2 separate regions of the Mus musculus genome follow, and region 2 is linked to region 1. A link is a loop called in an ENCODE intact Hi-C map of the cell type or tissue named here. Cell type or tissue: gastrocnemius. All regions are shown on one strand. Each heading gives the region's core, and the rest is flanking DNA. Links, peaks and the distances in the headings are about the cores only.

Region 1 (2,907 bases), core at 172-2,671:
TGCCAAGAAGCCAGTAAATCACTTGGGCGGCAGAACTGGAGAGGAGAAAATCGGAGAATAAGCAGAAAACCCACAATCCTTAGAGTAATAAGAAGCAAACACTTCTAAACGTTTCAGTAGGTTTTTTTCTTTTCTTTTACTTCTTTTCTTTTCTTTCTTTCTTTTTTTAAAGTCAGGTTTCTTATATACCAGGCTGGACTCGAACTGGCTAAATAGTTAAGCCTGACCTTGAATTTTTGATCCTTCTGCCTCTCCCTCAGAGTACTAGGATTTCAAGCATGCGCCACCACGCCCGGCGATTTTCATTTTTCTAAAAACTGAGGTTTCTTTTATATTAAAACGTCTCCTAACAAAATGGAGTAGCTGCCGCTACGGAGAGGCCAGAGAATGATTGTGCAGCTGAGTTCTTCCAACAAATGCCAAAGATTTTGTCTCTCGAGGTTCGCTGCAGCCAAATGAAACAATCATCCGAGGCAAGAAGGCAGTTTGCTAATCAAGAGGGCTAAGTCGGCTTAAAAAATGGTTTCTAAGTGCTCCAGCTGGGGAAGGGGGAAAGAGGGTCGTGTACCAAGTCTTTTTAACCTTGCTGAAGGACGCAGCACTATTTATTGACGTATGCAAATAACTGGGGGAGGGTGGTGCTTGGGAAAAAACAGGAACCAGAATCAGTTTCTCATTGCAGGGTGAACGCTCTGAGTTCCGGTGAAGGGAAAAGAGACGTGGCGAAATTGCTGTCTTTCTGTCTTATAAGCACATCTCTCACTAACACAGAAAAGGGGCCGAGACGTCAGAAAGGGTGAAGACGCTCTCACAGTATTTTTAGAGACCTTGCTCGATCCCTCCAGCTCCCCCCACCCCCCTCCCAGCCCGACTTGTTCTTCTAAATGCGAGATTATGGATTTGCATTGCAATTGGCTAGTGGCGGTGGCACTGGATTTTCGCAAGTAAAACACCCGCCCGCTTCAGTGAGGGGCATTCATGATCACACTGACAATAACGCATCTCTCTTTCTTCCCGTTTCAGCTGCGCAAACCATGCAGGATGATTTACTGATGGACAAAAGCAAAACCCAGCCCCAGTCTCAGCAGCAGCAGCGGCAGCAGCAGCAGCAGCAGCAACAGCTCCAGCCCGAGCCCGGCGCAGCTGAAGCCCCGTCCACGCCCCTCTCCTCAGAGATCCCCAAGCCCGAAGACAGTAGCGCAGTGCCGGCCCTCAGCCCCGCCTCGGCTCCGCCAGCCCCCAACGGCCCCGACAAGATGCAGATGGAGTCGCCGCTCCTGCCGGGCTTGAGTTTCCATCAGCCCCCTCAGCAGCCGCCGCCGCCGCAGGAGCCCACGGCGCCCGGAGCGTCGCTGTCGCCGTCCTTCGGCAGCACCTGGTCCACAGGCACTACAAACGCGGTGGAGGACAGCTTCTTCCAGGGGATCACCCCAGTCAACGGGACCATGCTCTTCCAAAACTTCCCGCACCACGTCAACCCGGTCTTCGGAGGCACCTTCTCGCCGCAGATCGGCCTGGCGCAGACCCAGCACCATCAGCAGCCTCCACCGCCCGCGCCGCAGCCGCCGCAGCCCGCGCAGCCCCCGCAGGCGCAGCCCTCGCAGCAACGCCGCTCGCCCGCCAGCCCCAGCCAGGCGCCCTATGCGCAGAGGAGCGCCGCTGCCTACGGCCACCAGCCCATCATGACCAGCAAGCCGTCCTCATCCTCGGCGGTCGCGGCTGCTGCGGCCGCGGCCGCTGCCTCTTCGGCCTCGTCCAGCTGGAACACGCACCAGAGCGTGAACGCCGCCTGGAGTGCTCCGTCCAACCCGTGGGGTGGCCTGCAGGCGGGCCGAGACCCTCGCCGCGCGGTCGGCGTGGGCGTGGGTGTAGGTGTGGGGGTACCCTCCCCGCTTAACCCCATCTCGCCGCTCAAAAAGCCCTTCTCCAGCAATGTGATCGCTCCACCCAAGTTCCCTCGTGCAGCCCCGCTCACCTCCAAGTCCTGGATGGAGGATAACGCTTTCCGGACCGATAATGGTAACAATCTGTTGCCTTTTCAGGTAAAGTCCCTGTGCTCTTGCACACTCCTTCTTCTCGCATGTTTCTCCCCTCTTCCTAGTTATTTTAATTGGTCCACTCGCTGTTATTTAGAAGGCACAGCAAATTCCAGCACCCTCCAAATCCTCTGGTTCACCGGGTCCATTCCATCCAATCTGGGTGGGGGTGGGGGCGAAGTTGAGTGGACATTGTGACTGCTTGAGGGTAGGAAAGGGCTTTTTTCCCCCAGTTCATTTCCTCCTTCACTGTGCTTGTGCTTTTTATTTTGGCCTTCTTTGACAAATTAAGCCGCAAGTGTATAGTCAGGTGCGGGAGTAGTCCCAGGAGGAGTAGGCTGAGATTCCTATCATTTTAAGTAGCTACACATTTTCAGGTTACGCAATACTAGGCTCAAGGTGCGGACCAAAAGCCATTCACGCCCAAATCACCCTGGTTTGTTAACAGCCTTTGAGTGGTGCTATTTCAAATAGTTGCCTATGCCCAACTAAACTAATGTGAACCCATGTGTTTATGTCTAAGGTGCTGGAATCATTAATAATCAGCATATTGCCCTGGCAGGAAAATTACGAGTGTGAGAATCCAATGAATACCCGGAACTATAAGGGATCGAAGTGGAAAGAGTGGAAATTTTAGGGAGAACTAGTCCCATGTTACTTAAAAGAAGGTTTAAAAAAAATTTTTCCCCCAGAGGAGAGAGACAATAGGACACGACCTTCAGAGCCATATTGCAATGGAGTCTATTTGCTAACTAGCACTGAAATATTTAAAGCTGCAGTGTCCTTCACCAGTTGGGTTATTTAAGACAATGCAGATCAATTACACCATTTGAAACTGGGCAAAGTGAAAGTCTTGCAACTTTAATGAAAA
Region 2 (2,907 bases), core at 100-2,599, 60 kb after region 1:
CTTTAAAAATATGGTGGGGAACAACTGAGGAAGACACCTGAAGTCAACCTCTAATTTCTACACACATGCACATACAGTCGCATATGTGTGCACACATGAACACATATACAGAAATTGGTTAAGATGTATGAAAGTTCTTATTCAACATTTCTCAAAAGAAGACATTCACATAATAGCCAATAGGAATTAAAAACAAGACAAAGCCCAAAACTCATTACTGCTTAACACTCAGGAATTGCAAATCCAAACCACAAGGAGGTGGTACTTCATTTCTGTTGGAATGACTCTTATCAATATGACAGTGAGTGATGGGCAGAATGTGGAGAAAAGCAACCCCCCACCCCCCCACACACACACACATGCACGCATCTCCAATCCTGCCAGTGGTCAACATTGACTAGCACAGCTATTAATAGTACAGCTCTAGTATGGGTGTTCTTTTTTAAAAATTAAAAATAGAACTGTCACATGACCCTGCAGTCAAAGGTATAGATTCAAAGGAAATTATACCTGCATGCCCATGACCATTAAGGCATATTCCACAGTATCCAGGTATCTATGAAAGGATGGGTGAGATATGAATACACAGTAGACTGCTACTCAGACAAAAAAAAAATGATGAAATACCAGGGCCAGCGAGCTGGCTCAGCAGGCAAAGTCACTCACTGCCAAGCCTAGCAACCTGAGTTCAACCCCTGGACCTGCATGGTGGCGCCCGCCCGTTTGTGGGATGTAGCTTTAATCCTGGTGTTTGTATTCACTGCGCAAGTTTCAGCCAAGTGGAAAGTAGCTTTTCTTCAGGCTAGGAGTCAGGCCAGGTGTGGGGCAGATGAGGGGCTGCTGCTTGTGGCTGGAGCGGTTCCCAAACTCCCAAATAAGTTATTTTTGGTAACCTTCTTCTATGAAGGAACCCTTGTTCCTGTGAGAGAAGCCTTGCAGGAGGCAAGAGACGTGGAACACGGACCAGAGAGAGGGCCCAGCACTGGCGCTGCTGACTCCTGAACACATCAGCAGCCATGTGCTTGACCACTCTTTGTAACTCACCACTCTGTTTGGAGGTTCACAATTGTGGAATTAGCAAGTATTGGTTGGCTCAAGTAATCAGAAACTGAAGATTTATATAATGTTTGAAGAGATCGCACAAGGTTTTTGACATAGTGGTCTGGAGAAGAAGCTTGTTGAAAGGCTCCAGCTGTTTTTCTTTCTTTCTTTCTTTCCTTCTTTCTTTCCTTCTTTCTTTCTTTCTTTCTTTCTTTCTTTCTTTCTTTCTTTCCTTCTTTCTTTCCTTCTTTCTTTCTTTCTTTCTTTCTTTCTTTCTTTCTTCCTTCCTTCCTTCCTTCCTTCCTTCCTTCCTTCCTTCCTTCCTTTCTTTCTTTCTTTCTTTCTTTCTTTCTTTCTTTCTTTCTTTCTTTCTTTCTTTCTTTTTGTCTCTTAACAAGGTCTTGGCACCATAACACACCCTGGTCTGCAACTCTTGATTCTCTTGATTCTCTTGCCTCAGTCTCAGGATGGGCCAAAAGTATGTGCTACTACCGTGGGCCAACTGCTAAATATTGAGCTCCTTTCTCTGTAGTATGCAAATTCTCAGGCCAGTTCGATGCTGGATCAGTTGGACACAGTTCCCAGGGCATAAATCATCAACAGACTATCCTCGGTTTTCTTCAGCACACTTAAACATTAAAACTATTTTACTCAATGGGATTCTCCTTTATAAAGTATCTCAGTAATGCTACTACCATGCTTACTAATCATTATTGTTAATTTTGAAGTTTATAAAGAGATAAGAAGGTCTTCCTAAGAAAGATGGATTAGAATCAGAGAAATGGAGGAGTTTAGAATACTAAAGTAATTTATAATAAGGTGTGAGTGTAGTAGATGAAGATGTGCTGTTTCTACCTGATGTGCTCATTGTGTCTATGGAGAACTCTACCTTCTCTGCTATTGCTGGCTTGGTTTGAGAATCATTGGACTAGAAGTATCTTTTCAGCTACTATTACAATGAAGAAACAAGTAGAACACTTGGGGACAACCCTCCCCCTCCTATTCTTTGGGTGCTTACAATCTGATGAAGGGAATGGGAACTTTTTGGTCTTAACCTTAAGCTTTTATGTGGAATTTTTCTATGACTAACTTCCAGTAGAAGCTAAAAGACAACATTAGATGTTTAAATACGTGGGGGGGGGGTGGGCATGTGTAAGTGAGCAAAGGTTGAACACAGGCCCTCGTGCATGCTAGGTAAGTGCACAATCCCCAGCTACAATCCCAGTCCACTGACTGTAACTTAATATATTGCCTACTAAAATGGTGATTTTAGCAAATGTTTGAACCAGGTGTAGTGTAGTTTATTCCAGCTATCTGGAGGCCAAGGCTGGGCAGTATGAGTTTGAGGCTAGCCTGCTCTACATGAGTTCCAGGACAATCAGAGCAGCACAGTGAGACCTTGTCTCAAAAAACAAACTGGTAGAAGCTGGAGAGGGATGGCTCAGCAGTTTAGAACACATATCGTTCTTGCTTTCAAGGGGCCAAAGGTTTTTTTTTTAAGTTATTTTTTTAAAGATTTATTTATTTATTTTATGTATATGACTACACTGTAGCTGTACAGATGGTTGTAAGCTATCCTGTGGTTGCTGGAAATTGAACTCAGGGCCTCTGCTTGTTCAGGTCCCGCTCACTCCGGCCCAGAGATTTATTTATTATTATATGTAAGTACACTGTAGCTGTCTTTAGACACACGAGTAGAGAGTATCAGATCTCATTACAGATGGTTGTAAGTCACCATGTGGTTGCTGGGATTTGAACTCAGAACCTTAGGAAGAACAGTCAGTGCTCTTAACTGCTGAGCCATCTCTCCACCCCCCATATAGGCCAAGTTTTATTCCCAATACTCACCATGTAGGTAGCTCACTA

Evidence for each region. Hi-C counts contacts between places; a loop is a spot of excess contacts. Peaks named below come from ENCODE experiments on the same cell type or tissue, not always from the same donor. Only the 100,000 strongest peaks of a DNase experiment are listed, where the experiment ranks them.
Region 2: it touches region 1 in a loop (1.9-fold over the local background); 4 of 42 quality-filtered maps call a loop at or near these places.

Annotation. Positions count from the first base shown.
Region 1 is chr19:37,173,102-37,176,008 of GRCm38, reverse strand. Cpeb3 (cytoplasmic polyadenylation element binding protein 3) reads left to right here. Exons shown (of 11, transcript NM_001290827.1): 2 at 1,024-2,042. The coding sequence starts at 1,035. A330032B11Rik (RIKEN cDNA A330032B11 gene) reads right to left here and starts at 2,166. Exons shown (of 3, transcript NR_045329.1): 1 at 1,976-2,166. In gastrocnemius, for the core only: a CTCF peak has its summit at 1,368; DNase peaks (open chromatin) are centred at 420, 685, 1,231 and 1,539; H3K4me3 peaks cover 2,500 bases; H3K27ac peaks cover 2,500 bases.
Region 2 is chr19:37,113,512-37,116,418 of GRCm38, reverse strand. The region is part of intron 4 of Cpeb3 (cytoplasmic polyadenylation element binding protein 3); the gene reads left to right. Among named protein-coding and RNA genes, the nearest start is that of A330032B11Rik, 59 kb to the left of the region's middle. In gastrocnemius, for the core only: no CTCF peak of the experiment used is centred there; no DNase peak of the experiment used is centred there; H3K27ac peaks cover 1,676 bases.